2 separate regions of the Homo sapiens genome follow, and region 1 is linked to region 2. Evidence: read pairs that join two places in POLR2A ChIA-PET (ENCODE). Cell type or tissue: GM12878. All regions are shown on one strand. Each heading gives the region's core, and the rest is flanking DNA. Links, peaks and the distances in the headings are about the cores only. Region 1 has its middle 130 kb from the start of POC5. Region 2 overlaps POLK (DNA polymerase kappa).

Region 1 (15,880 bases), core at 2,803-10,802, 280 kb after region 2:
CCACCAAAAGTTCACAAGAGTTCAAATGTCTCCACATCCTCACCAATATCTATTTTCTTTTTTTTTTTTTTCAATAGCAGCCATTCTAATGGGTGGGAGGCAATACCTCATTGTGACTTTGATTTATTTTCACTTCCAAAATTATTAATGACATTGAGCATCTTTTCATATGCTTATTGGCCATTTGTATATCTTATTTGGAGAAATATCTATTCAATTCCTTTGCTGGGATTTTCTATTTCTGCAAAAAAAATCATTGGGATTTTGATAGGAATTGCATTGAATCTGTAGATCGCTTTGTAGAGTATTGACATCTTACTATATTAAGTCTTCCAGTACATAAACACAGGATATCTTTCCATTTATTTGTGTCTGCCTTAATATCTTTCAGTGATATTTTGTAATTTTCAGGGTGCAAGTCTTTTGGCTTGCTTATTCTGAATATTTTATTCTTTTTGATTCTATCATAAATGGAATTATTTTCTTAATTTCCTTTTCAGATTATTCATTATTAGTGTGTAGAAATATAGCTAATTTTTTTCGTGTTTTGATTTTGAATCCTGTAATTTTGTTGAATTTGTTTATTATTTCTAACAGGTTTTTTTGTGGAATCCTTAAGATTTTCTACATACAAGATTCTGTTGTTTATGAATAGAGGTAATTTTAATTCTTCTTTTTGGATGCCTTTTATTTCTTTTTCTTGACTAATTGTTCTGGCTAAGACTTCTAGTACTATGTTGAATAGAAGTGTTGAAAGTGAGCATTCTTGTCTATTTCCTGATCTTGCAGGAAAGCTTTCAGTCTTTCACCTTGACTATGATAGCTGTGGACTTTTCCTATGTGGCCTTTATTGTGTTGAGGTAGTTTTCTTCTATTCCTGTTTTGTTGAGTGATTTTTTTTTTCATCCTTAAAGGGTACTGAATTTTACTAAATACACATTCCAATTTTTTAAAGACAATTTTTTTTTACTCTGAAGTTTAAAATTGCTTGATTTTCTATGTACCTGTCACCAATTTTTAATCCCTAAATACTCCAACAGATCAATGAATTACTTATCAAAACAATCAAACACATCAGGTAATCTATCAATTAATTTTTTCCCCTGGTGACTTTGCCTCTGATGCTCTCTATTCTCTAGGCAGAACTGATTGCTCTGAAGGCTGAGCCCTCAGCTATTATGCTGGGTCTTCACTTTAGCACCATCCAGGAATTCTTTTTGCCTGTCACCTATTTGAATGTCCTGTTTCCTCTATCCCCTATCTTATTCTTGATTTTGATAGAGCATAATTTATAGTAACTTTATTTATTATTCATGATGGGTAGTTTGGTTGGGCACAGAATTTCAGGTTGAAAATATTTTTCCCTCAATATTTTGAAGACATCAGTCTCTTCTAGCTTCCAAAGACGAGTCTTAGACATTGTCTGATGTTTGGACAGTTTATTCCAGAAGTGCTCTTACAAGACAGATAGCGGGAGCAGGCTGGTGGCATGGGCCAGATAGAGTCAGGAGTCAGATGACTGGGAGAGTCTCCATCTGGGGACCATTCTCAGAGTTTGGGGGATTCTTTCTCCTTTTTCATACTATTCAGTCCAGGTCAGTTGCCAGGTGTTTCTTTCATAAAGGAAGTATTAGCATTCTTGTGAGGGTAAGCATTGTTTTAAGGTTGCATCTATGTTGAGTGGTCTTGTCCCTAGGGCAACCAGCATTTTTAGGTCTCATTGTCATACAGACCCAGTAATTCCCAGGCCATGGTTGGAAATCTTAGGCCAGGTTTCACCATACTGCTAAGTGAACACATAGTGTAGACCCTGTGAGATATTTGAGAGGGACTTTTGGCCATCATTAAACTTATAGCAACAATATGTCTCTTTTTTTAATTTTTAATTTAATTTTATTTTATTATTATACTTTAAGTTTTAGGGTACATGTGCACAATGTGCAGGTTTGTTACATATGTATACATGTGCCATGTTGGTGTGCTGCACCCATTAACTCGTCATTTAGCATTAGGTATATAGGTATATCTCCTAATGCTATCCCTCCCCCTCCCCAACCCACAACAGTCCCTGGAGTGTGATGTTCCCCTTCCTGTGTCCATGTGTTCTCATTGTTCAGTTCCCACCTATGAGAGAACAATTGGTGTTTGGTTTTTTGTCCTTGTGATAGTTTGCTGAGAATGATGGTTTCCAGTTTCATCCATGTCCCTACAAAGGACATGAACTCTTCGTTTTTTATGGCTGCATAGTATTCCATGGTGTATATGTGCCACATTTTCTTAATCCAGTCTATCGTTGTTGGACATTTGGGTTGGTTCCAAGTCTTTGCTATTGTGAATAATGCCACAATAAACATACGTGTGCATGTGTCTTTATAGCAGCATGATTTATAGTCCTTTGGGTGTATACCCAGTAATGGGATGGCTGGGTCAAATGGTATTTCTAGTTCTAGATCCCTGAGGAATCGCCACACTGACTTACACAATGGTTGAACTAGTTTACAGTCCCACCAACAGTGTAAAAGTCTTCCTATTTCTCCACATCCTCTCCAGCACCTGTTGTTTCCTGACTTTTTAATGATCGCCATTCTAACTTGTGTGAGATGGTATCTCATTGTGGTTTTGATTTGCATTTCTCAGACGGCCAGTGATGATGAGCATTTTTGCATGTGTTTTTTGGCTGCATAAATGTCTTCTTTTGAGAAGTGTCTGTTCATGTCCTTCGCCCACTTTTTGATGGGGTTGTTTGTTTTTTTCTTGTAAATTTGTTTGAGTTCATTGTAGATTCTGGATATTAGCCCTTTGTCAGATGAGTAGGTTGCGAAAATTTTCTCCCATTCTGAAGGTTGCTTGTTCACTCTGATGGTAGTTTCTTTTGCTGTGCAGAAGCTCTTTAGTTTAATTAGATCCCATTTGTCAATTTTGTCTTTTGTTGCCATTGCTTTTGGTGTTTTAGACATGAAGTCCTTGCCCATGCCTATGTCCTGAATGGTATTGCCTAGGTTTTCTTCTAGGGTTTTTATGGTTTTAGGTCTAACATGTAAGTCTTTAATCCATCTTGAATTAATTTTTGTGTAAGGTGTAAGGAAGGGATCCAGTTTCAGCTTTCTACATATGGCTAGCCAGTTTTCCCAGCACCATTTTTTTTTATTATACTTTAAGTTTTAGGGTACATGTGTACAATGTGGTTTGTTACGTGTGTATACATGTGCCATGTTGGTGTGCTGCACCTAGTAACTCGTCATTTAACATTAGGTATATCTCCTAATGCTATCCCTTCCCCCTCCCCCGACCCCATAACAGGCCCTGGTCTGTGATGTTCCCCTTCCTGTGTCCATGTGTTCTCATTGTTCAATTCCCACCTATGAGTGAGAACATGCGGTGTTTGGTTTTTTTGCTGAGAATGATGGTTCTTATAGTATGCTACACAATGTAACTTTGAGATGTCTAATGATACACTGATGCGAACCATTTTCTTCTATCTGAAAATTTTAGGTCTTTTCTTTCTCCCCTGCGTGCTGAAGTATTACCATAATGTGCCTTGGTGAGAGTCATTTTTATTCATTTTGCTGTGTACTGTGTGGACCTTTTCAAACTGGCGCTCATGTCCTTCAGGTCTGGGATGTTTTTACGTGCGTGCTATTTTTTGAAGATATTCTCTTGCCCATTTCTTCTGTTTTCTTTTCCTGGAACTCTTAATAATTAAACTGGATGCTGAACTTCCTCTAACTTTCTTTTTTTCCTACCACTATTTTCCATCTCTTTGTCTTTTTTGCTTTTACTTTCTAGATTTCCTTAACTTTATCTTCTAATTGTGGGATTTCATTTAAAAAGTATATATCCGTACTTTAATTTTAAAAACTTCTTTTCTCGAAATGTCCCTTTTTTAATTGACTTCTGTTTTTATGAAGGTAATGCTTTATTATCTCACTGATTTTTGCTCCTAGTCTAATGCCTTAAATTTATTTTTCTTATATTTATACTGACTAGGCCTACCAATATAATATTATTATTATTATTAATTTTTAATTAACAAATAAAGATATATATTTATGTATACAGTGTGTTTTGAAATACATGTACATTGTGGAATGGCTAAATTTAGATAATTGACATGTGCATTTCTCATATGCATTTTTGTGTGCAATGAGAACACTTGAAATCTGCTTAAAATTAGTAATCAAGTATACAATATATTGTTATTTATTATAGTCACAATGTTGTACAGTAGAGCTCTTGAACTCATTCTTCCTAACTGAAATTTTATATTCTTTGAACAACATCTCTCTAAACCCTTATCTCTCCACACTCCCAGCCCCTCGTAACTACTGCTCTACTCTGCTTCTATGAGCTCAACTTTTTAGATTCCTATAAGTGAAATCATGTGGTATTTGTCATTCTGTGCCTGATTTAGCATCATGCTCTCCAGATTCATCTGTATTCAGGCACCTGTTGTTCTTCATGCTCTGACTGAATGGGCTGGTGGAGTTCAGTGGTGTCCTATCTATTCCTTATAAAGATTGTCACAGTCCTTTTGCTTTCAGACCAGCTTAAACTGTTGGACTCAGTGATATCTAGTTTATTCAATTCTTGAGAATTCTCAAGGTTCTGTAACTTCTTAACTGTTTGGCGTATAATTAGCTTACTTCTTATTAGATATCCTATTATAGACTCAAGCTTCATCTCTCTTTGGTCTATGAGGCCACTTCTCATTTATTGCTTTTCAGTTTCTAGATTTTGTTGACATCTCTCATATGCTGTCATTATTTCTCTTTTTTGTGGATTTATAGTTTTAAATTCCTTTTCCTTTTATTTTAGTGGGATTTTAGAAGGTAACAAGGAAAAAACAATTATACTGAGTCCAGCAAGCTTACCCATAAATTTATTTTAATTAATAATTCTATTTTAATTGAGAAAAATGAAATAAAAGAAGTGATTAGTAAAGTTATAATTGGGTTAATTTATTTGGGTAATTCAACTTAAAAAATAATTTTTTTATTAATAGTAAAGTGATGAGGAAAAATGAACATATTGCTTTAGCTATTAGATATTTCACTTTACATTTTCTTTTCATGATTTTAAAGATTATAATGACAACAAAAATTATAATACAAGGGAAAAATGCAGACTACAAATTTGTAAATACTGCTTGATCACACATATGTAAATCTTGAGTTTCAGGATGAAAAGATAGATTTTATGTTCCCTTTGTATGCCAATAAAAATAGTTATTATAAATATTCTTTACTTTTCATTTGTAGTATTCAGGGTGCTTTGATGTTTACCAGTGGTCATTTTGAGCCCATAAAATGGTAAGAAGTAGCTCTGAATGGGAGCACGGAAAAAGGAGAACAAAGAAATAGGCTAGACACCACAGAAAACTCTGGACTCCGAGATAGGCAAGCAGCTTTTGAAGTGGTCCTTGACATTTTTCCTGGCGCTATAACTGGTCATGACTTTGGAAAGTCTTTCTATTAGCAGATGACGAGCATATTTATAGTTGTAAATGTCAGACAGGCCATGTTGGGAGTGGGCAGCTCTGGAACTGTGTATGTGGGAGGAAGGGTATTTTTTTCTCCTTGTAGTTTTTTGTGTTCTCCAAATTTTCTATAAAAATCATCTATTAACTGCCAGTGGAGAGTTTAAGAGATGTTCAATAGATGGGGTCAACAGGATGCAGATGTGTGTAGGACATAAAGAAGAGGAAGAAGGACCCTGGGTTCTGGGCAGGCAAGGGATGTAGTGCTCTGAACTGGCCAATGTAGTTCCTTCTAAGGGAGCTATCCCTGCTTCCAGTCCCTAACAGAAGAGAGGCCACAGGTGCACCTATGATCCCACCAGCCTTGGGCATAGTTGATTAGAATAGGTATGAGCTTTGGCCCAGAACTAAACTTTGACAAATTTCTTTGACACTCCTCTCTTTGAAAGGTGGATATATCTCCTCCAACTCCTTGAATCTGAGCTGAGTTTAGTGAGCAGCTGACTGCTAAGAGTATGGTGGAAGTGATGCCACGTGACTTACAAGGCTAGGTCAAAAAAGGCAATGCATCTTTTGCTTGGCTCACTGGAACAGTCACGTTGGAACCTTGGGCCACCATGTAAGAATTTCTGTCATCTGAGGCCATCATCCTGGGATGAAGCCCAAAGTAGTGTACATGGAGAGACCCTGCAGAGAGCCGAGAACCCTTGAAACCTCAGAGGAAAGAGAGGTGCCTAGCCAGCCCCCAGCTCTTTCAGCAGTTATAGTCTTCCAGCTCCAGCCTTTGACTACAGCTATGTGGCAGACTCTGAACCAGAACTACCTGGCTGAATGCTTCTCAAATCCTTGACTCCCAGAAACAGGAAAAAAAAAAAAAAAAAGATCATTGTTTTAAACCACTGAAGTGTGTAGTTTTGTGACGCAGCTATAGGTAATTGACTTATGGTACCAAAATATTTTCCAATTGTCTACTGCTATATAACAAACTATCCCAGAACTTAGGGTATAAAGCATGCATTTTATTATGCCCACACATGCTGTATATCAAGAATTCAGACAGGCACAATAAGCATGGCTTGTCGCTGCTCCATGATATCTGATGCATCAGCTGGAAAGACTCAAAGGCTGGGAGTGATCGACTGGGGACTGTTGTCCTCTGCAGATAGCTTTACTCACACATGTCCGGTGGTTGATGCTGGCTGTTTTCTGGGACCTCCGCTGGAACAGTCAGCCACAGCCCCTACCTGGCCTCTTTGTGTGGCCTGGGCTTCTTCATAGCCGGTGGTCGGATTCCAAGAGCAAGCTGCTGGTGTCTTAAGGCCTAATCCTGGAAATCTGCACACTGCCACTTCTATTGTATTCACAAAGTCCAGATTCCAGGGGAGGAGACATGAACCCTGTCTCTGGATGGGAGAAGTGTCAAAGATTTTTGTGTACCTTTTAAAAACTGTCACACATCCCGTAGGCTAGGCAGTGATCTATAACATGGTCTGGCTCAAAAAGATGAACTGGGTTAATTATTTTCTCTTTTCAAAAATTTGAACTAAGGAATACAAAGGAACACTTTAGTTAGAAGTGGTGGGTAGAGATGAAAAAATACCATGAAGTATAGACAAGGCCATGGTAAGTCCAGGTTATAAAGAGTCAGGAACTATGAGAAAGCAAAACATCTACGGAGTAGAAATACAATGAAGAGAAAAGGAGAAATGCAATAAAAGAAAATTCATATAGTCCTGGAGAGAGATCATGACAAGGCAGGGAGCCTCTAGAATGCCCAACTCTTTCTGACAGTTCCTATTCAGTTCCCATTCATTTGTTGTTTTTGACACTGATCTTACTTTTCTTACCCATTTTTCTAGGTCACAGTCAATAACAATGTCCTACATGGCAGTAGGACATACTGAAATGAGCGGGGCTAGGCAGCAGGTTTCTTCAGTCCTCAGAATTTTTACTGACATGGTGAGAGCCACATTAGAGAGAAAGAGAAATAACTATGTGAAGCAGTTGCTGCTGAGTAGTAAGAAAGAGCCACTGTGTGCTTATTACTGCCTCTGCACTTTATTACAGTCTGGGAAGAGGTATAGGAAGTGGGAGCAAGAAGAGAAACTACTTCACTATTTCCAAAGATGTATTGTTTTATAATGCACATTGAAATGGAAATGGATAACAGTAGATATATGGTTTTATCCAACTGTAGGGATTATTTTCATAAATAAGAGAATGAATAAAATTTCAAAATACATTTGGCCAATAGCTTTTCCCTGAAATTTGAGAACCCTTATCTGGTAGACATTAGCCACATGATTACTAAATTTAGTGGCATACTTTTGTGTGTGTGTGTGTGTGTGTGTGTGTGTGTGTGACAGAGTCGCACTCCGTCGCCCAGGTGGAGTGCAGTGGCGCGATCTTGGCTCACTGCAACCTCTGCCTCCCGGGTTCAAGCAATTATCCAGCGTTGACCTCTTGAGTAGCTGGGACTACAGGCATGTATAGTGGCATACTCTTTTAATAGAAATATTTGTTACCCAAGAAACTAGGGCCGAGCATGGTGGCTTATGCTCATAATCCTACCACTTTGGGAGGCGCAGGCAGAAGGGTTGCTTGAGCACAGGAGGTTGAGACTGTAGTGAGCTGTGATTGCAGCACTGCACTCCAGCCTGGGTGACAGAGTGAGACCTGACTCAAGAGAAAAAAAAAAAAGAAGGAAGAAAGGAAGAAAAACAGAAAGAAACTAGCTATTTTCCCGATGTCTTAAATGGGACATTTTGATTTTATCTACTGCTATATACTGATTTTCTCTTCTAAAGAAATAGTAGGCAGTCATTAAAGTACCACTATCAAAAAGGTGTTGATGCCAAAGATATCATTATTTTATTAGAAGAGAGAATTCTGGGCTGTGAATAATACTGATATGTATATTTGTCTTACAGGGCTCGCTTGCTGCTTCCTTCCTTCCTTCCTTTCTTCCTTCATTCCTTCCTTCTCTTCTTCTTCTTTTTTTTTTCCTTTACCAAAGACTCACTTAAAATTCTGCCAATAAAGTAGTGTTTTGAGCTGCTCTTGCTATGACAGAGAGGATACAATGTGAAGTCAAGTCAGGGGAAGGTTGTACCTACTTACAAGGGTCATTCTTTGAAAAACATCTGGGTTTTTCCTCTTTTATACCATAACACACTAACATTTAATACCTATTGTAGTTATTTAACCTAATAACCGTACCAAAGATATAATGGATCTTTCTCCTGTAGGAGGAACATAGAATAATAATGCTTTAATTTTGTATGTCTCTGTTCTCTAATGGCAGGCTGTCATTTTCTATAATTTACCAGAGATTATGAACAATGTGTGTAGGCTGAGTGTAGTTGCTTAGTAACCACCTTTTAAAACTTTCTTAAATGTAATTGCCTCTCTGCCAGGGAAACACTGATTCAACAAATTTGCATTGAACCACTTCTTAAGCAACTCAACACATTAAATGTCCCTGTGCTTTTTATTTCAAATTATTTGCCTTTTAAATTCTGTTAAGGTAAGCCACCTTTGTTATGATCATTATTTCTCTTTGAACAAAGTGAGACTTCCAAATGATTATCTGTACATTGTCGTATTCCCTACTGTTTTTCTGTATCTCTGTTCTTATTGCTTTTTTAGAGTTGAAGATAGAAACTTGCAAAAAATCATGAAAATCCCCAGTTTCTCTCTGAATAATTCTAAATGCTTTCAAACACCACCAGTCTGGAGTTTGTTTAAACCTGTATATCAAAATTTGCATCATATGAATGTTCTCTTGGCTTCTGTCTCTGATTTCACCTCTTTCTGTTAATCAAGCATCTATATTGCTCTTAAGAAAATGTGAACCGCATGAGGACAGCTTGCCCATAACTTCACTTTTTATGGTTGTGTCCACCCATGTACACTGACTTGCAGGGGGAAAGGGTTAAAAGGTAGACTTCAGTGGAATATCTACTGTTGGTGTTTCAAATCATTAATTGCTTTGCCATTTCAAGTCCAACTTGTATAGCTGCCCACATTTTCTCATTTGGCTGAAAGTTCTGTTGATGTAGGAATAGTTCACAGCTGATAACAAAGTTGACTTCCTCTTTGATTCTAAGTTTGAGGTGGATGTAAGATAGAAGAGACCAGAAATAGATTTGAGGAAATGAAAGGTTTGTATTTCTGTTCCCAACCCCCAGAATTAGTAAATGACCTCCAAGCTAGAGGAGAGGAGATTTTAGAGAAAGGAAAAAAGGAAATGAGAAGTAGTGTAATGATTGCACTCTCTGAACTCCACCTATGCACCTGTCTCCACCCTATAAAATCTTCCTTAAGTCTCAGGATCCTAAAGAGGAAAGTCCCAGGTACGATCTAGAACAACAGCAAGATGGAGAGAAAAGCCCAGCTCCATGCCAGCTTAGCAAAATGGGAGATGGTATTTATGAAAAAAAGTAAACCAGAGACAACACCCTCTCCTCAACTTTTCCCATGGATCTGGAATCCAGTTTTTCCTAGGGATCCAGTATGGGGACACAGAAGTTGTCTAAGAGTAGGAGCTGGAACGCCTCCCAGGAAGTCACCTATTGGTGTGAGAAGGTCTTCACTGAAAGAATGCTGCATGCACTTCCAGCCATGGTCCAGATGGAGTGTGGAACTGAATCCAGAGGACTGGCAGCACCAGAAGGCAAAGAAGAGCCTGTTGTCAAGAGCTCTGAGCCCTGCTCAAGGTCACATTGTATACCACTTGAACCAAGAGGGCAGGGGAGTTATATCAGCAGTAGACACTAGCAGAGACAGGGCCTTAGAGCCTTAGAGTAGTTACATATATTCTACCAAGGCCACAGTGCTCCCAAAGGCTTCCTTAGGACTCAGAAACTGCCCTGGGGAGAAGGATGAAGGAAGACAGAACATTCAGCTCACTAAAATTTAACCTGGTAAGTGACTTGATAACAAGTCAGAATTGGTTGCGAGGAGAATCACTGCTGGACTGAGAAATCTCAAAAGTTCTTGTTTTAAGTTGTCTGCCATTAGAAAATCCACAGAAACAACTTTGGGTTATATGAATAAAACAATTGAACATGTTTGCACTGTTTAGTTCATACCTGTGTGGGTCAGCCTGGTTGTGTCTCAAGATAGGAGGGGTTGGGGGGTGTGTATGGGAAGGGACAGAGGAGGTGGTAAGTCTGAGTGTATTGGAACATATATCCTATATGGGACAGTCTGGTGATAGGATCAAGAATAGGCTACCTGGACACAAGCAGCTGTGGTTTGAATCCCTACTCTGTCAATTACCAGTTTTGTGATTTGGGGCAAATTCTTCAATCTGCTGAATCTGACTTTCCTTATCTGCAGAAATATGATAATATTCAACTCCATATGGTTGTTTTGAGGTTTTGAGATAATATACATTAAATATTCGGCACGTAGTGCCTAGAATGTAATGACAGTGTATCATATCCTTGACCTCCAGTGCTCTTCCCTCATCCCCACCCCCACCAGCCCCTTCTATCTCCCCGTATGCATGAAAGAAGTCTCTGAGTGGGTAGAACTTTATCTTATTCACTTCTGTTTTCATAGTGTCTGGCACATAGTAAGTTCCCAATAAATAGTTGTTGAGTGAGTAAGTTGGGGTGGAACTCTAGGAAGACAGCTGGGAGTATTAAAGCAGGTTCTGCATGTGAGATAAGTCTCAAATGGAAGGATAAAACTTAGTGGAGTGAATGGAAGAGCAGGTGGTTACAAATGCTAAGCTTCAGGAAAGTAGGTTTTGATCAGAGTGAGATAAACAGAACTCAATTACATATACACCTACTTACAATAGAAAAGGAACAGAAATCTATGGTCTGTATACACAAAAAATCCTGTGCTATAAAGCAATACCTTTATATTTAAAAAAAGACCACTGTATAGACCACCATTTGTGTTTTCCAACAGTGTGGTATACATTTGTGGGGAAGTACCCGTGTGTATGTTAGTGTGTATTTCTGAATGTGTATAAAATACTTGGCCTAGATTTTTCAATCTTACCTGAGCTTTTTGATCAATCTTTCTATCATCTATCTTATGCAAACTGAATTTTTCTCTATTAAAAATGTAAATAGAATTTAACTACATCACAAGGTCAGTATTAATGCTTTATGATTCTTTGAGAGCTTGTAAAGATGAAGAAAGTGTTAAAAGATTTGAATTTGAAATTTCAAGATCACTGTAGGTTTTTAGAATGCAATTAACCCTTAGACCTGGCTCATTTATAAAATGAGTAACAGACTTGACCTTGGAATAAGAGCAAACTCTCAAACGATATTGGGTTTAGGACATAGTATGCCTTTCCTCTTTTCTTCCTTTTCTTTTCTTTTTTTTAAAATAAGAAACCTTTAAAATCTCATGTTTATAGTTTTTATTATTTTTATCATAACTGCTTAGAATGATGGCTAATGGTTTTCTGAAGTAAGAATTTTGTATTTCTAATTTTTGAAGAGATTTAATATCTTTGATATGGTAAATGATGCTGTTTAATTCTGTTTTCCTTGAAAATCTTCATTTGATTTCATAGTTTTAGGTATATAAGGAATGTCCTACATATAAAATAATCTTCCCTCATATTATGACACTCTCATCAAGCTGTTCATAAGCAGATTTAGCAGATAAAAATTAGATGTTAGACCAACAAATGACTATTAAGTACTTCTTTCTGTGCAGAATGATTTACTAAATCACAGGTGCCCTGAATTAAAATGTATACACACACCGTTCCCGTGATTGGTGTGATCATGTTTTTCACTTCTGAGGCAAGTTAATTTTCTATCAATTTGTTATATATTTGCAAAAAAATCACAAAATACTTATGTTTTTATTAGGATTTTAAGCTTTGAAACTCTAGCTTCTTATTTTTTTCTAATCAACAACATGAAATTAGATTTGTGAGTGGACTATTGCTTTTCATTTTTAAGAACAAAATGACCAATTTGTTACTATGACTACCTAATGTCATAGGTAGGTAGTGACTATCTAGGTTGGTGGTGTGGGTACATATGTAACAAAACTGCACGTTGTGGACATGTACCCTAGAACTTAAAGTATAATAAAAAAAAAAGCATATATATGTATAAAAAGAATTTACCGAGACAATTTTAGGTTAGGAAAGGCAGATTTATTAGAGAAAGTATGAAAATACATTGTAAGGGTGCAACAAACAGGTCAGCAAGAAAGGAGCTGACTGCAAGGAGACAAAGGCTTGCTGGGGATTTTATAGAATGGTGCTGTGCTGTGTGCTGCAGAGGGCTTTGTACTAATAATGCCAGTGTTGCAGTGAGCTAACTTGGATTTTTCTATCAGCCGAGGGGCTGTTGATAAGTCGGGCATAGGAAGATTCTGAGTTATTTGCACAGGAGGGCTACGTGTCCTGTATCATGAAGAAAGGCAGACTCATAGCTTATCTGCTTTCTCTTTTTGCTCTCCCCTACTCCCACCAGCCTAACTCCTTTTCCCTAAATAGGACTCCACATCTAACACTTGTCAGAATTTAATCGTTAAATCCCAGGATGGCACACAATTTGGTATTCAGTTTTGATGGAGTCATTGGCTCCAGCTTCAGCTACACGGGATGACCCAGCAAAAGTCAGCAGAAATTATCATCTAACAGTAGCTCATTCTTTTTTAGTGGAATCTCTTAAAAGATTTTCCTCAGCTAGATGATATTTTCAATATTAGCCACTAGCAGAAGTGTTCTGCTAGTAAGTACAGTTCTGCTATGTGCATAGCTGAACTATGTTCTGCTAGTAAATACAGAGTTCAATTTTTGAGTTTATGTATGTCTGAATCCAAAAGACCATATTCTTTTCATAAGACCACTTTAGGAAATAGCCGGTGTAGGCAGTTCTACTTCAGGCTAGGATGTGAAAAGATGTGGATGGCTTTTTCGCCCATGGTAACACCATGAAAAACCCAGACAACATACAATTCATATGTACCCATGGGATTTTTGAAGAGTGTCCGATGTAGGTAAGCCTTTACAAAGTGATTACAAGAAAGAAAAGTCTTTCATAAGTGAGCAGTATGCTGTGGCAACTTCTGGGTGGAAACATTGGATCTTTTTTTTTTTTCTGAGACGGAGTCTTGCTCTGTCACCCAGGCTGGAGTGCAGTGGCGCGATCTCGGCTCACTGCAAGCTCCCCCTCCCGGGTTCACGCCATTCTGCTGCCTCCGCTGCCTCAGCCTCCCCAGCAGCTGGGACTACAGGCGCATGGCGCCACGCCAGGCTAATTTATTTTTATTTTTATTTTGTATTTTTAGTAGAGACAGGGTTTCACCGTCTTAGCCAGGATGGTCTCGATCTCCTGACTTCATGATCCATCCTCCTTGGCCTCCCAGAGTGCTGGGATTACAGACGTGAGCCACCGCGCCTGGCCGAAACATTGGATCTTAATACAGGCAGGAGGAGGAGAAAGTGTCAAAACTCAAGAGACTTGACTGATTGCAACAGAAGCACTGGTGAAGGAGTGGGCAGGTAAAAGTAAATTTACCACCGCATGTTCTCACTTATAAGTGGGAGTTGATCAATGAGAACACATGGACACAGGGAGGGGAACATCACACACCAGGGCCTGTCAGGTGGTGGGGGGCTGGGGGAGGGATAGCATTAGGAGAAATACCTAATATAGATGATGAGTTGATGGGTGCAGCAAACCACTATGGCACGTGTATACCTATGTAACAAACCTGCACGTTCTGCACATGTACCCCAGAACTTAAAGTATAATAATAATTTAAAAAGTCAATTTACCCCAAGTTAAATAAATACACAAAAAATTATCAACTGATAAGAACAAAGATAAATAAAAAGTCCTAAAGGCTACCAGAGGGGGAAAAAAGGTGTAACACATGCAGACGAGAATTATGATTGACTTAACATAGGAAACAATGCAAGGTAAAAAGATAATGGAATGACATATTTAAAACACTACAAATAACACTTTTCAATCTATAATTTCATATGTAGTAAAAATATTCTTCAAACATAAAGGCAAAATGAAGACATTTTCAGAAAAATGAAAGCTGAGAGAATATTTCGTCTATAGATCTTCACTATAAGAACTGCCTTCTCTACTAAAAAATATAAAAAATTAGCTGGGCGTGGTGGCAGGTGCCTGTAGTCCCAGCTACTTGGGAGGCTGAAGCAGGAGAATGGCGTGAACCCAGGAGGCGGAGCTTGCAGTGAGCTGCGATCACGCAACTGCACTCCAGCCTGGGCGACAGAGCGAGACTCCGTCTCAAAAAAAAAAAAAAAAAAGAAAAAAGAAAAAAAACTGCCTAAGGCAGGTTTTCAGATGAAGAGCACTGGTATCAGTAGAAAGCTTGGATCTACAATAATGAGTGAGGAATGCCATAAAAGTAAAATAAGTAATAAATACACAACAATTTAAAAACTTACCTAAGTTTTCGAAAGGCATTTGACTAAGACAAAATTAGCATAAATACATAATAAATATATCAAAAAGAGAGGAAGTGATAGAAATATACATACTGTCGCAAGTTCTTAATGCTATATGTGAAGAGATGTTCCATGTAAACTGTGATAAGTTAAGGATGCATACAACAACAACTAGAAATAAACCAAAGAGGTATAGGCAAAAAGTCAATAAGGGGCATAATACCGAATACTAGAAAATATTTGAATATGAAGTAAACATTCCTACCTAAACCATCAAGAATTTAAAAATTGGCCGGGCGCGGTGGCTCACGCCTGTAATCCCAGCACTTTGGGAGGCGGAGGCGGGCGGATCACAATATCAGGAGATCGAGACCATCCTGGCTAACACGGTGAAACCCTGTCTCTACTAAAAATACAAAAAACTAGCCGGGCGTGGTGGCGGGCGCCTGTAGTCCCAGCTACTCCGGAAGCTGAGGCAGGAGAATGGTGTGAACCTGGGAGGCGGAGCTTGCAGTGAGCACAGATCGCGCCACTGCACTCCAGCCTGGGCAGCACAGCGAGACTCCTTCTCAAAAAAAAAAAAAAAAAAAGACAGCCTGGGCAGCAGAGCAAGACTCCGTCTCAAAAAAAAAAAAAAAAAAAAAAAAGAATTTTAAAATTGTTACATCTACTAAAGTTATTTTTCTATTTTTTTTAAAATATTACAAATTCATTGTCAAGTGAAGAGGCAATCGATCAAGTAGCTGAAAATGTAGGGCAAAAGTATTATAGAAGTGTGTCAGCAAATTAATTTACATTACGTTCTTTTCCTAAATTTTGTAAAGACTGAGTCTTTGAGACCATTTGTCAGTCTTTAAAAATTTTTTTTTAAACTCTACTTTATTCAGGTAAAATGTAAATAAAATAAAAATAAATTCTTAAAATTGCATGTTTTAAATGTACAGTTTGATTAGCTTTGACAGATATATATATGTACTACCACA
Region 2 (15,880 bases), core at 3,226-11,225:
CCACCCCTCAACAGGCCCCAGTGTGTGATATTCCCCTCCCTGTGCCCATATGGTCTCATTGTTCAACTCCCATTTATGAGTGAGAACATGCAGTGTTTGGTTTTCTGTTTCTGTGTTAGTTTGCTGAGAATGATGGTTTCCAGCTTCATCCATGTCCCTGCAAAGGACATGAATTCATTTTTTATGGCTGCGTAGTATTCCATGATGTATATGTGCCACATTTTCTTTATCCAGTCTATCATTGATGGGCATTTGGGTTGGTTCCAAGTCTGATATTGTGAATAGTGCTGCAGTAAACATACATGTACATGTGTCTTTATAGTAGAATGATTTATAATCTTTTGGGTATATAACTGGTAATGGGATTGCTGGGTCAAATGGTATTTCTGGTTCTAGATCCTTGAGGAATCGCCACACTGTCTTCCACAATGGTTGAACTAATTTACACTCCCACCAACAGTGTAAAAGCATTCCTATTTCTCCACATCCTCTCCAGCATCTGTTGTTTCCTGACTTTTTAATGATTGCCATTCTAACTGGTGTGAGATGGTATCTCATTGTGGTTTTGATTTGCGTTTCTCTAATGACCATTGATGATGTGCTTTTTTGTTTGTTGGCTGCATAAAGGTCTTCTTTTGAAGTGTCTCTTCATATCCTTTGCCTGCTTTTTGATGGGGTTGTTTGGTTTTTTCTTGTAGATTTGTGTAAGTTCCTTGTAGATTCTGGATATTAGCTGTTTGTCAGATGGATAGATAGCAAAAATTCTCTCCCATTCAGTAGGTTGCCTGTTCACTCTGCTGATAGTTTATTCTGCTGTGCAGAAGCTCTTTAGTTTAATTAGATCCCATTTGTCAATTTTGGCTTTTGTTGCAATTGCTTTCAGTGTTTTAGTCATGAAGTCTTTGCCCATGCCTGTGTCCTGAATGGTATTGCCTAGGTTTTCCTCTAGGGTTTTTATGGTTTTAGGTCTTATATTTAAGTCTTTAATCCATCTTGAGTTAATTGTTGTATAAGGTGTAAGGAAGGGGTCCAGTTTCAGTTTTCTGAATATGGCTAGCAAGTTTTCCCAACACCATTTATTAAATAGGGAATCCTTTCCCCATTGCTTGTTTTTGTCAGGTTTGTCAAAGATCAGATGGTTGTAGATATGTGGTGTTATTTCTGAGGCCTCTGTTCTATTCTATTGGTCTATATATCTGCTTTGTTACCAGTACCATGCTGTTTTGGCTACTATAGCCTTGTGGTATAGTTTGAAGCCAGGTAGCATGATGCCTCCAGCTTTGTTCTTTTTGCTTAGGATTGTCTTGGCTATACAAGCTCTTTTTTTGGTTCTATATGAAATTTAAAGTAGTTTTTTCTAATTCTGTAAAGAAAGTCAGTGGTACCTTGATGGGAATAGCATTGAATCTATAAATTACTTTGGGCAGTATGGCCATTTTTACCATATTGATTCTTCCCATCCATGAGTATGGAATGTTTTTCCATTTGTTTGTGTCCTCCTTTATTTGCATGAGCAGTGGTTTGTAGCTCTCCTTGAAGAGGTCCTTCACATCCCTTGTAATTTGTATTCCTAGGTATTTTATTTATTCTCTTTGTAGCAATTGTGAGTGAGAGTTCACTCATGATTTGGCTCTCTGTTTGTCTATTGGTGTATAGGAAAGTTTGTGATTTTTGCATATTGATTTGGTATCCTGAGACATTGCTGAAGTTGCTTATCAGCTTAAGGAGTTTTTGGGCTGAGACAATGGGGTTTTCTAAATATACAATCATGTCACCTGCAAACAGAGGTAATTTGACTCCCTCTCTTCCTAATTGAATACCCTTTATTTCTTTCTCTTGCCTGATTGCCCTGACCAGAACTTCCAATACTATGTTGAATAGGAGTGGTGAGAGAGGACATCCTTGTCTAGTGCTGGTTTTCAAAGGGAATGCTTCCAGCTTTTGTCCATTCAGTATGATATTGGCTGTGGGTTTGTAATAAATAGCTCTTATTATTTTGAGATACGTTCCATCAATACCTAGTTTATTGAGAGTTTTTAGCATGAAGGGGTGTTGAATTTTATCCAAGGTCTTTTCTGCATCCATTGAGATAATCATGTAGTTTTTGTCATTGGTTCTGTTTATGTGATGGATTACGTTTATTGAATTGCATATGTTGAACCAGCCTTACATCCCAGGGATGAAGCTGACTTGATTGCGTTGGATAAGCTTTTTAATGTACTGCTGGATTTGGTTTGCCAGTATTTTATTGAGGATTTTCGCATTGATGTTCATCAGGGATATTGGCCTGAAATTTTTTTGTTGTTGTTGTGTCTCTCTCAGGTTTTGGTATCAGGATGATGCTGGCCTCATAAAATGAGTTAGCGGGGAGTCCCTCTTTTTCTGTTGTTTGGAATAGTTTTAGAAGGAATGGTACCAGCTCCTCTTTGTACCTCTGGTAGAATTCAGCTGTGAATTGTTGTGTTTTTAGTAGAGGTGGGGTTTCTCCATGTTGGTCAGGCTGGTCTTGAACTCCCAACCGCAGGTGATCTGCCCGCTTCAGCCTCCCAAAGTGCTGGGATTACAGACGTGAGCCACTGTATCTGGCTGTGAATCTGTCTGGTCCTGGACTTTTTTTTGGTTGGTAGTCTGGCTAGCAGTCTGCTTATTTTGTTAATCTTTTCAAAAAAACCAGCTCCTGAACTCATTGATTTTTTTAAGGGATTTTCGTGTCTCTATCTCCTTCAGTTTTGCTCTGATCTCAGTTATTTCTTGTCTTCTGCTAGCTGTTGAATTTGTTTGCTCTTGCTTTTCTAATTATTTTAATTGTGATGTTAGGGTGTTGATTTTAGATCGTTCCTGCTTTCTCCTATGGGCATTTAGTGCTATAAATTTACCTCTAAACACTGCTTTAGCTGTGTCCCAGAGATTCTGGTACATTGTGTCTTTGTTCTCTTATTGATTTCAAAGAACTTACTTATTTCTGCCTTAATTTCATATTTATCCAGGAGTCATTCATGAGCAGGTTGTTCAGTTTCCACGTAGTTGTGCAATTTTGAGTGAGTTTCTTAATCCTGAGTTCTAATTTGATTGCGCTGTGGTCTGAGAGACTGTTATGATTTCTGTTCTTTTGCATTTGCTGAGGAGTGTTTTACTTCCAATTATGTGGTCAATTTTAGAATAATTGCGATGTGTTGCTGAGAAGAATGTATATCCTGTTGATTTGGGGTGGAAAGTTCTGTAGATGTCTATTAGGTCTGCTTGGTCCAGAGCTGAGTTCAAGTCCTGAATATCCATGTTAATTTTCTGTCTCGTTGATCTGTCTAATGTTGACAGTGGGGTGTTAAAGTCTCCCACTGTTATTGTGTGGGAGTCTAAGTCTCTTTGTAGGTCTCTAAGAACTTGCTTTATGAATCTGGGTGCTACTGCATTGGGTGCATATATGTTTAGGATAGTTAGCTCTTCTTGTTACATTGATCCCTTTACCATTATGTAATGCCCTTCTTTGTCTCTTTTCATCTTTGTTGGTTTAAAATCTGTTTTATCGGAGACTGGGATTGCAACCCCTGCTTTTTTTTCTTCTTTCTTTCTTTCTTTCTTTTCTTTCTTTCCTTTCTTTTTTGTTTGGTAAATCTTCCTCCATGTCTTTATTTTGAGCCGTTGTGTGTCTTTGCACATGGGATGGGTCTCCTGAATAGAGCACACTGATGGGTCTTGACTCTTTATCCAATTTGCCAGTCTGTGTCTTTTAATTGGGGCATTTATTTTGATCCTGTCATAATGATGCTAGCTGGTTATTTTGCCCATTAGTTGATACAGGTTCTTCAAGTGTCAGTGGTCTTTACATTTTGGTATGCTTTTGCAGTGCCTGGTACCGGTTTTTCCTTTCCATATTCAGTGCTTCCTTCAGGAGCTCTTGTAAGGCAGGCCTGGTGGTGACAGAATTCCTCAGCATTTGCTTGTCTGTAAAGGATTTTATTTCTCCTTCACTTATGAAGCTTAATTTAGCTGGATATGAAATTCTGGGTTGAAAATTCTTTAAGAATGTTGAATGTTGGCCCCCACTCTGTTCTGGCTTGTAGGGTTTCTGCAGAGAGATCTGCCGTTATTCTGATGGACTTCCCTTTGTAACCTGACCTTTCTCTCTGGCTGCCCTTAACATTTTTTCCTTCATTTCAACCTTGGTGAATCTGATGATTATGTGTCTTGGGGTTGCTCTTCTCGAGGAGTATCTTGTGTTTTTCTTTGTATTTCCTGAATTTGAGTGTTGGCGTTTCTTGCTAGGTTGGGGAAGTTCTCCTGGATAATATCCTGAAGAGTGTTTTCCAACTTGGTTCCATTCTTCTTGTCAGTTTTAGTTTCACCAATCAAATGTAGGTTTGGTCTTTTCACATAGTCCCATATTTCTAAGAGGCTTTGTTTGTTCCTTTTATTCTTTTTTCTCTAACCTTGTCTTCATGTTTTATTTCATTAAGTTGATCTTCAGTCTCTGATATCCTTTCTTCCGCTTGATCAATTCAGCTATTGATACTTGTGTATGCTTCCCGAAGTTCTTGTGCTGTGTTTTTCAGCTCCATCAGGTCATTTATGTTCTTCTCTAAACTGGTTATTCTAGTTAGCAGTTCCTGTAACCTTTTATCAAGGTTCTTAGCTTCCTTGTGTTGGGTTAGAATATGCTCCTTTAGCTCGGAGGACTTTGTTATTACCCACCTTCTGAAGCCTACTTCTGTCAATTTGTCAAACTCATTCTCCATCCAGTTTTGTTCCCTTGCTGGCATGAAGTTGGGATTCTTTGGAGGAACAGAGGTGTTCTGTTATTTGGAATTTTCAGCCTTTTTGCACTGTTTTTTCCTCATCTTTGTGGATTTATCTACCTTTAGTGTTTGATTTTGGTAACCTTTGAATGGCGTTTTTGCGTGGTTATCCTCTTTGTTGATGTTGATGCTGTTGCTTTCTGTTTGTTATTTTTCCTTCTAGCAGGACCCTCTTCTGAAGTTCTGCTGGAGTTTGCTGGAGGTCTACTCCAGACCCTGTTTGCCTGGGTATCACCAGTGGAGGCTGCAGAACAGCAAAGATTGCTGCCTGTTCCTTCCTCTGGAAGCTTCATCCCAGAGGGGCACCATCAGATGCCAGCTGGAGCTCTCCTGTATGAGGTGTCTGTCAACCCCTGCCATCAGGAGGCATTGGGGTCAGGCACCCACTTGAGGAGGCAGTCTGTTCCTTAGCAGAGCTTGAGCGCTGTGCTGGGCGATCCGCTGCTCTCTTCAGAGCCAGCAGGCAGGAATGTTTAAGTCTGCTGAAGCTGTGCCCACAACTGCCCCTTTCCCCTGGTGCTCTGTCCTAGGGAGATGGGAGTTTTATCAATAAGCCCCTGACTGGGGTTGTGGCCTTTCTTTCAGAGATGCCCTGCCCAGAGAGGAGGAATCTAGGAAGGCAGTCTGGCTACAGTGGCCTTGCCAAGCTGTGGTGGGTTCCACCCAGTTCGAACTTCCCACTGGGTTTGTTTACACTGTGAGGGGAAAACCACCTACTCAGGCCTCAGTAATGGATGACGCACCTCCCTTCACCAAGCTGGAGTGTCCCAGGTCAACTTCAGACTGCTCTGCCAGCAGCGAGAATTTCAAGCCAGTGGATCTTAGCTTGCTGGGCTCCGTGGGCGTGGGATCCGCTGAGCCAGACCACTCAGCTCCCTGGCTTCAGCCCCGTTTCCCAGGGAATGAACGGTTCTGTCTCTCTGGCGTTCAGGCACCACTGGGGTATGAAAAAAAACTCCTGCAGCTAGCTCAGTGTCTGCCCAAATGGCCGCCCAGTTTTGTGCTTGAAACCCAGGGCCCTGGTTGTGTAGGCACCCCGTGAAATCTCCTGGTCTCCAGGTTGTGAAGACAGTGGGAAAAGCGTAATATCTAGGCTGGATAGCACCATCCCTCACCAACGGCACAGTCCCTCACGGCTTCCCTTGGCTAGGGGAGGGAGTTCCCAGACCCCTTGTGCTTCCCAGGTGAGGTGACACCCCACCCTGCTTCTCCTAGCCTTTCGTGGCCTGCACCCACTTTCTAATCAGTCCCAGTGAGGTGAGCCGGGTACCTCAGTTGGAAATGCAGAAATCACCTGCCTTCTGCCTTGGTCTCACTGGGAGCTGCAGCCATCTTACCCGGGAATCCCCGAAGCCGTTATTCTTAACGAGTGTGACACACACCAGTTTTGAGCAGTAGCAAAAGGAACAACGTGCATGTTGGAGACTCAGATCAGAACTTGAAAGTCATTGGAAAATGGAAGAAAGGACAATATGAATGGGGATTTCAGTTGAAGAAACTTTTAAAAGCAGTAGTGGCATGCATCTGGTTGATGTAGAAAGAAAAGAGTTCAGACAAGGGTGACTAATGAGAGATAGTAAAGGAAAGTGGAATGTATGAGTCATGCAGTGGAGAGGTTTCCTTTTGGCAACTACACTTGCTTTAAGCACAAAAAAAGAGAATAGCTTGCTGAAGACATTATTATAGCATTAATATATGAGTCTGAGGAGAATTTTTTCCCATTTGACTTGCTTTCTATTTATTATCTTTTTCTTTTCTAGATGATTCCATGTCCAAGTATTTCAGATGCCACTTTCTTATTCTCATTTGACTGTTATTTCTTAGGTATATTTTCTGGATTAAAATAGAGTAGTTTTTAGTTTACATTTGTTTTTGTTAATCTCCATAATTTGTTTATATGTGGTCATGGTGCTATTCTCTGGTTCAGAATTGAGGTACTAAAAGAAGTAGGTTTTAATTAGCATGTTAAATTTTGGTAATATTGAAAGGTTCCATTTATTAGGTATGGGATTTTACTGTAAGAAGTTAGCCTTCTTCAAGATTTTTCTACTAGTACTCCTTTCACTTTTTAAACCAACTTTAATATACTGCTATAAATTCATTATTTTTCTCCTTCTAGTCTCCCCTCCCCGTCTCTCTTGTGAGAAAATAATTTGAAATCAGATAAGGTCTTTCTCCTGAAGGAACTGACAATTTAGTATCTAATACAGTAAGTGCCATGCAAGAGCAGGAAAGCAAGGAACATTAAATTCTGTGGCACAGAGGACAGACATTCCATTAAGATACGAAGAGATATTTCAGCTGATCCTTGAAGGCTTGTGACAGAGCTTGGAAAGGCACTCTAGACAGAGGAACAGCCTGAGGAAGGCATAGAGCAACCCAGGTCATTCAGTGAGCTGTAGCCTAAACAAGGGGAAGCCTCCTACAGATTTCACTGTACCTCCTGTAGACAAACATGAGTCAGGGTGATTGCTTCTAAAAGAGGAGTTATAGTTTTAACCTGCGACTAGTGGGCAGCTAGTGTCACAGTAAGACTAAGAAGGAAGGACATAAAAAAAATTCTGCAGAGTGGAGGCAAAGCTGGAGTACAACATGAGGGAAAAAGCCACATATACACCTATAGCTCTCCACCTTTGAGAAAACTTGCTAGAGGGAACTCCACGTTCCATAGATGACCCCACTTGCTCATTGCTGGCTGTTTTTCTCTCAGTTTTTAATGTTTTATTATGCAGCTATCCATTGATCCTTTTAGTAATAGATGTATTTATTGAACTTGTGCCATGTACCAGGTACTGTTCTATGTTCTGTATATTTTCCAGCTTATTTAATAGCTTTCTTATGATTTTTACTTTAATGGTCTTGGTAACTTCCCTATGTTGCATAGATCACAACTATTACACAGCCACCTCCAGCTGCAGGGTAAGCTGGGAAAGTGAGTATTTAGCCTTTCTTGCCTTGATAGTGGAGGCCGGCCACAAAAATGGAAGTTAGAAATGAGTATGTCTGCTGCAAAATCACTTTTCTTACTTGCTTCCTTTGTTTATTTCTACCCCCTTTCATTTCTTTCTCGTTGTAAAACTAAGTTGTTAGTTTTCTCTGAAGAAACTAAAATTCTTTAAAGATTAAGAATCTTCACTATTGTATTTGACATATATATTAAAGTTCATGAAGAATAAATTACAGCTTGGGTTTTAAATTTTACTTGTATAGATTAACATCAAATTTTAACATTATAAAAGCAATTCTACAGAGGAACATTTACATTATGCTACAGTATCTTCAGTTGTACCTTCCTGTTCAGCATAAACATCATATGCCAAAGAGGTACTATATTTTGTTGTATATTTCCTTTGTTGCTTTTTTAAGACATTATTATTATGAATCAAATGTCAGTTGTTTATTTTACTTACATTGAAGCTTTTAGTTATAGTGAGTTGGACTCCAAATTTATAAAGCAGTAGAATCATTTGATAAAAGCAGTTGGATTAGATCATTCATTCATTAAATATTAAGTTCCTGTTATGTGCCTAAGGGTATGGAGAGATGAAAGGGTTAGTAGGGAATTATATTTGAGGATAGGCTGTCTCTATGAAAATAAAAGCAATTACCAATTTTAATTTAAAAAACAATACAATATACATAGATAAACACTTATAAACAATAATAAAATATAAACCCATAAACACCCATGAACAACAAAATACACACCCATAAGTAAGTGGATGGGTGGATGGATGAATGGATGGATGGATGGATGAATGGGTGTGTGGACAGAGACTGATAGACACTTAATAAATTAAGATTAATGTTGTGGTTAATGGTGTTTCAATATTATGTTGTCTAAAAGTATGTTAACTTTTTTAAAAAATTAAGGTTGACAGATTTGCAATGGAATTAGAACAAAGCCGAAATTTGAGCAATACCATAGTGCACATTGACATGGATGCTTTCTATGCAGCTGTAGAAATGAGGGACAATCCAGAATTGAAGGATAAACCCATTGCTGTAGGATCAATGAGTATGCTGGTAAGTAAAGATCAAATACAAAAAGGAAATTTTATAACGTACTCAAGTAAGCTTTACTGTTTCATGAAGGGGGAATTCTTTATTGAGGTCTACCAGTTTGCTGAGTATTTTTCTGGGTGCCTTATATATGACTCAATTACTGAATCCTTTCAACATACTTTAAGGCAGGGGACCCCAACCCCCAGTTCACAGATTGGTATTGGTCCATGGTCTGTTAGGAACTGGGCCTCACAACAGGAGGTGAGCGTCAGGCAAGCAAACGAAGCTTCGTCTGTATTTACAACCACTTCCCATCACTTGCAGTATGCCCGAGCTCTGTCAGATCAGTTGTGGCATTAGATTCTCATAGGAGTGCAAACTCTATTGTGAACTGCACATGTGAGGGATCCAGGTTACATACTCATTATGAGAATCAAATGCCTGATGATCTATCACTGTCTCCCATCACCCCCAGATGGGATTCTCTAATTGCAGGAAAACAAGCTTAGGGCTCCCATTGATTCTACATTATGGTGAGTTGTGTAATTATTTCATTATATATTACAATGTAATTATAATAGGAATAAAGTGCACAATAAATGTGACGTGCTTGAATCATCTCAAAACTATCACCCCACCAGTCCGTGGAAAAATTGTCTTCCACGAAACCAGTCTCTGGTGCCAAAAAGGTTAGGAACTGCTGCTTTAAGGTACTAGTTTTTATTTCCATTTGGCAAAAAAGAAAACTCAGAGAGATGTTTAATAACTTGCCCAAAGTTACAAACCTAATAATTTCCATGGCAAATTAAATTTTTCCATAAGTAACCGTTCTAGTTAAAGAGAGTTGAAGAAGAAAGAAAAGGAAATGTTATTCTAAAGTATTAATAGAGATTTTCAAACTGATCTGCAGGCCAAATCCAGCTTTTTATTGGAACAAAGTCACACCCATTTATTTATTACTATTGTTGCACTAAAAGAGCAGAGTTCAATAATTAAGTGATCTGCAAAGCCTAAAATGATTACTATCTGGACTTCCACAGAAAAGAAAAGGTTTGCCAACCCTAGTTCTGGAATAACATACTTCGTTAATAGAGTACATTTAGAATGCAGTTAAATTGTTTTTCCCATGACTTAGAACTTTTGCTTTTCTGATTACTGAGTTGCTCTTCCTTTTTACCACTCTAACCTTAGAAGAACCAGGATAGCTATGTGTGGCTGAAAGTGTGTTGGAAATTAAAAGTAGCAACTAAAATAGATGAGATAATATTTAAAAAGTATTAGAAAAACAAGAAGAGTTCTTCCCTGTTCCTAACTCCTTCCCATGCCTTAGATAGCTACAAAACTAATTCTTACTGAGTGATTATTTTATTATAAAACTATAATCTGTTTGTTTTTTTATCTCTGCCTCTGTGAGTATGCAGGCAGCTGATAAGTCTGATTCCAAAACACTGTTTTTTGAAAGGAAACTCCCCTTTCCTACAAATCATCAATAAATATTTCAAAAAATATATTTAATTTTATTAAGATATAACACCATAAATTTATGTATGTTTATGTATGTGTATACATACAAACTTGCTGTAGCCATGTTAAAGCTAAACCAACTGCTTTTGAAATCTACAAAATATTTTCTTTCCTACAATTTCTGTCCTCCTAAAAATCAGTTATTGTTTCTAAATTCAAAATTATTGTTATATTTAAACAAAGATTACCCCTTTTGTATGTTGAACAAATAGTTTTCCCTTCTACTAAGCATAACTTTTTGTCCTATTAAACATATGAAAGTATATCTACAAATTAATGGGAGTGATTGTTTGATTATTCCCACTGATAAAATTCTTTTTTGGCGAATTTGATGGATTTTTGAAATGTTCTAACTTGGCACTGAGAGTTGCAACTGAGATCCTACAGCAGTTACCTATTGCTGCATAACAGCCTCCCCCAGTATTTAGTGGACAGCCAAAATTTATTTGCTCATGATTCTGTAATTTGAGCAGAGTGCGATGGCGATGGCTCAACCTTGCTCTACCTGGAGTTGGCTAGGGCAATTTAACTGAGGCTAAAAAATCCAAGGTGGCTTCATTCATAGGTCTGGCACTTCGACTGAGGAGATTGGAATGGATTCCAGCTTCAGAACTTTCTCCTCTCCATTGTTGCTTCAACATTTAGTAATCTACCCCAAAATATTTACAATGGTTGCTGGATTACAAAAAGCAAAAGCCTAGGTTTCAGAACTCAGTGTCACTTCCTTCACATTATTTTTATCAAGGCAAGTCACGTGGCATGAGGAACTAGAACCCACTTTTGATAAGAGTAACTTGTAAAGTATTGTGGCTGTGATCTACAATATACCACAAATCTAAAAGTTAGAGAAATTCTTATTTAAAAGTTTGTTTGTCCTCTGCTATAGATCTAGCTTTTATGTCAATTATATTAAACTTATTTACTAAACCATTGGTTTTGTTTCTAGTGCTATCCACATTTTCTGTTCCAGAACACTGACCAAGGATTAGTATAGTTCTGAGTACTATCAAGATGTTTTAAGTGCCATTTGAAAATCATTAGACGAAAATTCATATTATTCTGAAATAATCCCTTCATTTGTTTCTGTTTTGCATTTCTTTGAAATTTCACTTGAGATTCTAAATAAGGATTTAATTTGTGATAAAATTTGTTTTATAAATAGTACTGTGGTCTACCACGTTCACATAGACTTTCATCAGATATCATCACCAACAGGATTTAATAAGCAATATTCTCCTTTTTACTCTCATACTTTTGTAGTTCCATCTCCTAGTCAAAATGTTTTCAGCAAAAAAGATAATTAAGCCTTAAGAAAAACCTTAATTTCTAAACTTATTTTAAGCTTTAATCACTTCATTTTGGAGACTTAATTTGGCTGACCACATAGACCTTTTATTTTTGTTCTAGATGAAAAGTTTCCAAAATCCCAAATAGACCAAATTCGAAAAGTTTACTATTATACTATACTATTACTTTATATAATGTAACATCTATACTAATTGTACTATACTATTATTTTATGACTATTCTATACAACTTACCATACTATTACTTTCATGTAACATAACTCACTATCATCCAAATTTTGATATTCATTCTATAATAAGTATGCCTTAAAACCAATGAAGTTTAGTTGGTAGAAATATAAGAAAATCTTTTTATTAGCACAGTCTTGCTTATACCTGGTATCACATTATAAATATAGGGATAGTAATGGGAGAGGGTCATGGTATCAAAATACCGTGACAGAATAAGTCAAAACTTGGATTAAAACAGTGGCCTATAATCAGAGAAATGCAAATCAAAACCACAATGAGATACCATCTCACACCAGTTAGAATGGCGATCATTAAAAAGTCAGGAAACAACAGGTGCTGGAGAGGATGTGGAGAAATAGGAACACTTTTACACTGTTGGTAGGACTGTAAACTAGTTCAACCATTGTGGAAGTTAGTGTGGCGATTCCTCAGGGATCTAGAACTAGAAACACCATTTGACCCAGCCATCCCATTACTGGGTATATACCCAAAGGATTATAAATCATGCTGCTGTAAAGACACATGCACACATATGTTTATTGCGGCACTATTCACAATAGCAAAGACTTGGAACCAACCCAAATGTCCAACAATGATAGACTGGATTAAGAAAATGTGGCACATATACACCATGGAATACTATGCAGCCATAAAAAATGATGAGTTCATGTCCTTTTTAGGGACATGGATGAAGCTGGAAACCATCGTTCTCAGCAAACTATTGCAAGGACAAAAAACCAAACACCACATGTTCTCACTCATAGATGAGAATTGAACAACGAGAACACGTGGACACAGGAAGGGGAATATCACACTCTGGGGATTGTTGTGTGGTGGGGGGAAGGGGGAGGGATAGCATTAGGAGATATACCTAATATTAAATGACGAGTTAATGGGTGCAGCACACCAACATGGCACATGTATACATATGTAACTAACTTGCACGTTGTGCACATGTACCTTAAAACTTAAAGTATAATTAAAAAAATATATGATAGAATGATGACCTTGAGTCATTAATAAAAAACAATGCTTAATACATTCTATTTTTGGAAAACAACAAAAACAAAAACAAAAAACTGGCCTATAAATGAAATGTCCTTGAATTGAAAATGCACATATTAATGTGTTTCTTATGAATGCATTGATCAATATGTCCATTTAGGTTTGTGTATTTTTTTCCATGTGGTCAATTTTCTTTCAGTCTACTTCAAATTACCATGCAAGGAGATTTGGTGTTCGTGCAGCCATGCCAGGATTTATTGCTAAGAGGCTGTGCCCACAACTTATAATAGTGCCCCCCAACTTTGACAAATACCGAGCTGTGAGTAAAGAGGTAAGTTAATGTCTCACCCCTACTTTAGGCTTTCACTGAGTTCCTGTCACCTACAGAATCTCAAGTCCAAGTGCCTTAGCACGTAGGATTTGGTCTTAGCTTATCCTTTCAGTTGAGCCTCCTATCACTTCTTCAGCTTGTATATTGAATACTGAGCTGCATATAGCATCCAGAATACATCATTCTTTTTCCCAATTCTTTGCCTTTCCATGCAGTTTTCATTTGCTTAGAAAACTTCCCATTTCCTCAAACTTTGAACTGCCTTAATGATAATATAAAATTAAATTTAGCTATTTTTTCTTAATGTACAATATACATTTTTTCTAGAACCACATTTTATTTATAACTTACAGAATCTACTCATCATTAATTTCAACCTATTGTCTGAATAATTACTTATTAATGTTGTTAAACAGTGACAAAATTCATGTATTTTGATTAGCCTACTTTACTTGCCCCATAATCATTTGCTGTCTAAGAGACTGATAATTGAAAAGGGAGTAATCCATTGCTTCAAAAAGGATCTTTGAAGTAGATTTGATTATTTACTAAAATTGCCAAACTGTCATATGTGAAAACCGCCATTTTTTCTATTTTTTATGACAACTGGTCTATCATGCAGTGCTGGAATTTAATTTTTGAATTAAAATTTTAGACTACTACATCAAATACTTTTAGACTGCTATAGTAAAATGTGTTTAAGACTGCTGCCTGAATGGAAACACTTAAAAAAACTGTGACCTAATACTTATTACTCTTTAGTTATACCAGGGGTCTTTAAATTCACCCCTCTTATTTGTATTCCACCTCATTTTCCCTAGAAGTGACACTATTCCAAGTTTAAACACAGGTTTGTTTGTTTTTTTTCTGTCCAAGGCAGTCTGTGACAGCAAGTGCTTTTTGCATACCTCTGAAAAGGTGGTGGAGGAGAGGGGAGCACACTTACATTTGGTTACTGCTTATCTCTTTCATTGTATTCCTAATTAAAAAGAGATAAAATACTAATCATAAATATAGCCTTTTAAGAAGTTTTAAAAATCCTACAAAAGTTTAGTAAGAAAAGGTATTTTTTAAAGTCGTACTTTAACTCAGCAAAACTTCTGGCAGTATGCCAGTGAAAACCAAAGTGTTTTTAGTTATTTTAGTCTGGTTATTTATGTAAGTCAGAGAACTCTTCAAATTTGAGCCGGATCTAGCTAGTTTATATGCAGATAACAAATGAGTTCTTCTGTGTAAATGAACTGTAGAACAAATTCATCACTGCCTATGGATACATAAATATTCATGACTTGGTTAGAAAATTTAAGAAAAAGCCCTCCCGTTTTTTTTGACACAGGGTCTCACCCCATAGCCCAGGCTGGAGTGCCGTGACTCGATCATACCTCACTATAACCTTAAACTCTTGAGTTAAGCAATCCTCTGGCCTCAGCCTCCTGAGTAGCTAGATTGACAGGCATGCATCACCACACCCACCTAATTTTAAAATTTTTTTGCAGAGATAGGGTTTTCCTATGTTGCTCAGGCTAGGCTTAAACTCCTGGCCTCAAAAAATTATCCTGCCCAGGCCTCCCAAAGTGCTGGGATTACAGGCATGAGCCATCATGCCCAGTTAGCCATTTTTGTTTTATCCAAAATATTGGAGCTTTAAGTGCTTGATTTTTACTGGAACGTCTCTTTTAATTCTTACAGCAATATCCTATGTAAAGGAAGTTAATAAATACTCAACAGTGTCTCTAGGGAGTACTTCTCATTCAGAATCTTAGTTGGCTGCCAGTTACAGACTTCACAGAGTTTCATTTTCATTGGAAAGATTCTATTTGAGCACATTATAACAAGAACAAAGCTAATTAAGGCACTCTCTGAGTAAAACTTGGCCAAGTTTATATCACCATTTTCTAAAATTCCCTTTGACTCAGCTGTTCATAATTATATTAAGCTAAAAACCTTTGTTTTTATAAAAGAAGAAACAGTTTTCTCATGATACAGTAGACAGTTTTAAAAGCTAAATGGAAGCTTAACGTAATTCAGCAAATATGTTTTCTAATATAAATTTTTTTTGAGGCAGGGTCTCACTCTGTCACCCAAGCTGGAAAATATGCATATTATTTTGACAACCATTGCCTCTAATTATAGCTAATACTTAAGTGGTTAGAAAAAAAAGTCATAGTTTTATGTAGTAACACTATGTTATATAAAAGGCATTTCTGAATTAAAAGCCACTATAATTCTAATCTTTATATGTATTTCTTTTATCCTAAGATGTTACTCCAGACTTTTCCCCATCATTTAAGGTAATCATGGAGTACACTATAGATTGTCATTTTTTTCCATTCCAGATCTTAATAAGTAATAGGAAATAGAAAACATTCCTTTTCCTGTATGGATTAATGCATTAATTAATGTTAAGTGGACTTTTATGTGCATGTTATAATTAATTGGAATATTTTCTAAAGCAACATAGTACCTTTATATAAGATTATTCCTTTTTAAAATGAACCAAAAACAATAAATCACAAAAGGCAGGAGGGAATAGAATCCTATCATTCCCACTTCAGCTTCTGACGAGCTACCTAAAACCTTAACCATTTTTTTGTATGGGCCTACCAGATAATGTTTTCTGAGATTTATTTGAATTGCTTATTATAACTAGATATAGGTAGCTAAATAGAGATTGTATCAAATGA

The links. ChIA-PET counts read pairs that join two places held together with the same protein. Peaks named below come from ENCODE experiments on the same cell type or tissue, not always from the same donor. Only the 100,000 strongest peaks of a DNase experiment are listed, where the experiment ranks them.
Region 1: POLR2A ChIA-PET joins it to region 2 with 6 read pairs; 3 of 35 experiments call an interaction of 5 or more read pairs at or near these places.

Annotation. Positions count from the first base shown.
Region 1 is chr5:75,838,088-75,853,967 of GRCh38, forward strand. It overlaps a transcript of SV2C not described here. Among named protein-coding and RNA genes, the nearest start is that of POC5, 130 kb to the left of the region's middle. RefSeq lists enhancers at 9,278-9,327, 9,348-9,427, 9,478-9,527. In GM12878, for the core only: no CTCF peak of the experiment used is centred there; DNase peaks (open chromatin) are centred at 8,939, 9,594, 10,104 and 10,440; H3K4me3 peaks cover 428 bases; H3K27ac peaks cover 2,580 bases.
Region 2 is chr5:75,560,674-75,576,553 of GRCh38, forward strand. It overlaps POLK (DNA polymerase kappa), which reads left to right. Exons shown (of 15, transcript NM_016218.6): 4 at 8,667-8,819; 5 at 13,065-13,196. Among named protein-coding and RNA genes, the nearest start is that of ANKDD1B, 43 kb to the right of the region's middle. RefSeq lists enhancers at 4,907-6,106, 6,061-6,280, 6,301-6,380. In GM12878, for the core only: no CTCF peak of the experiment used is centred there; DNase peaks (open chromatin) are centred at 5,538, 6,228, 7,238 and 7,722; H3K4me3 peaks cover 1,648 bases; H3K27ac peaks cover 3,517 bases.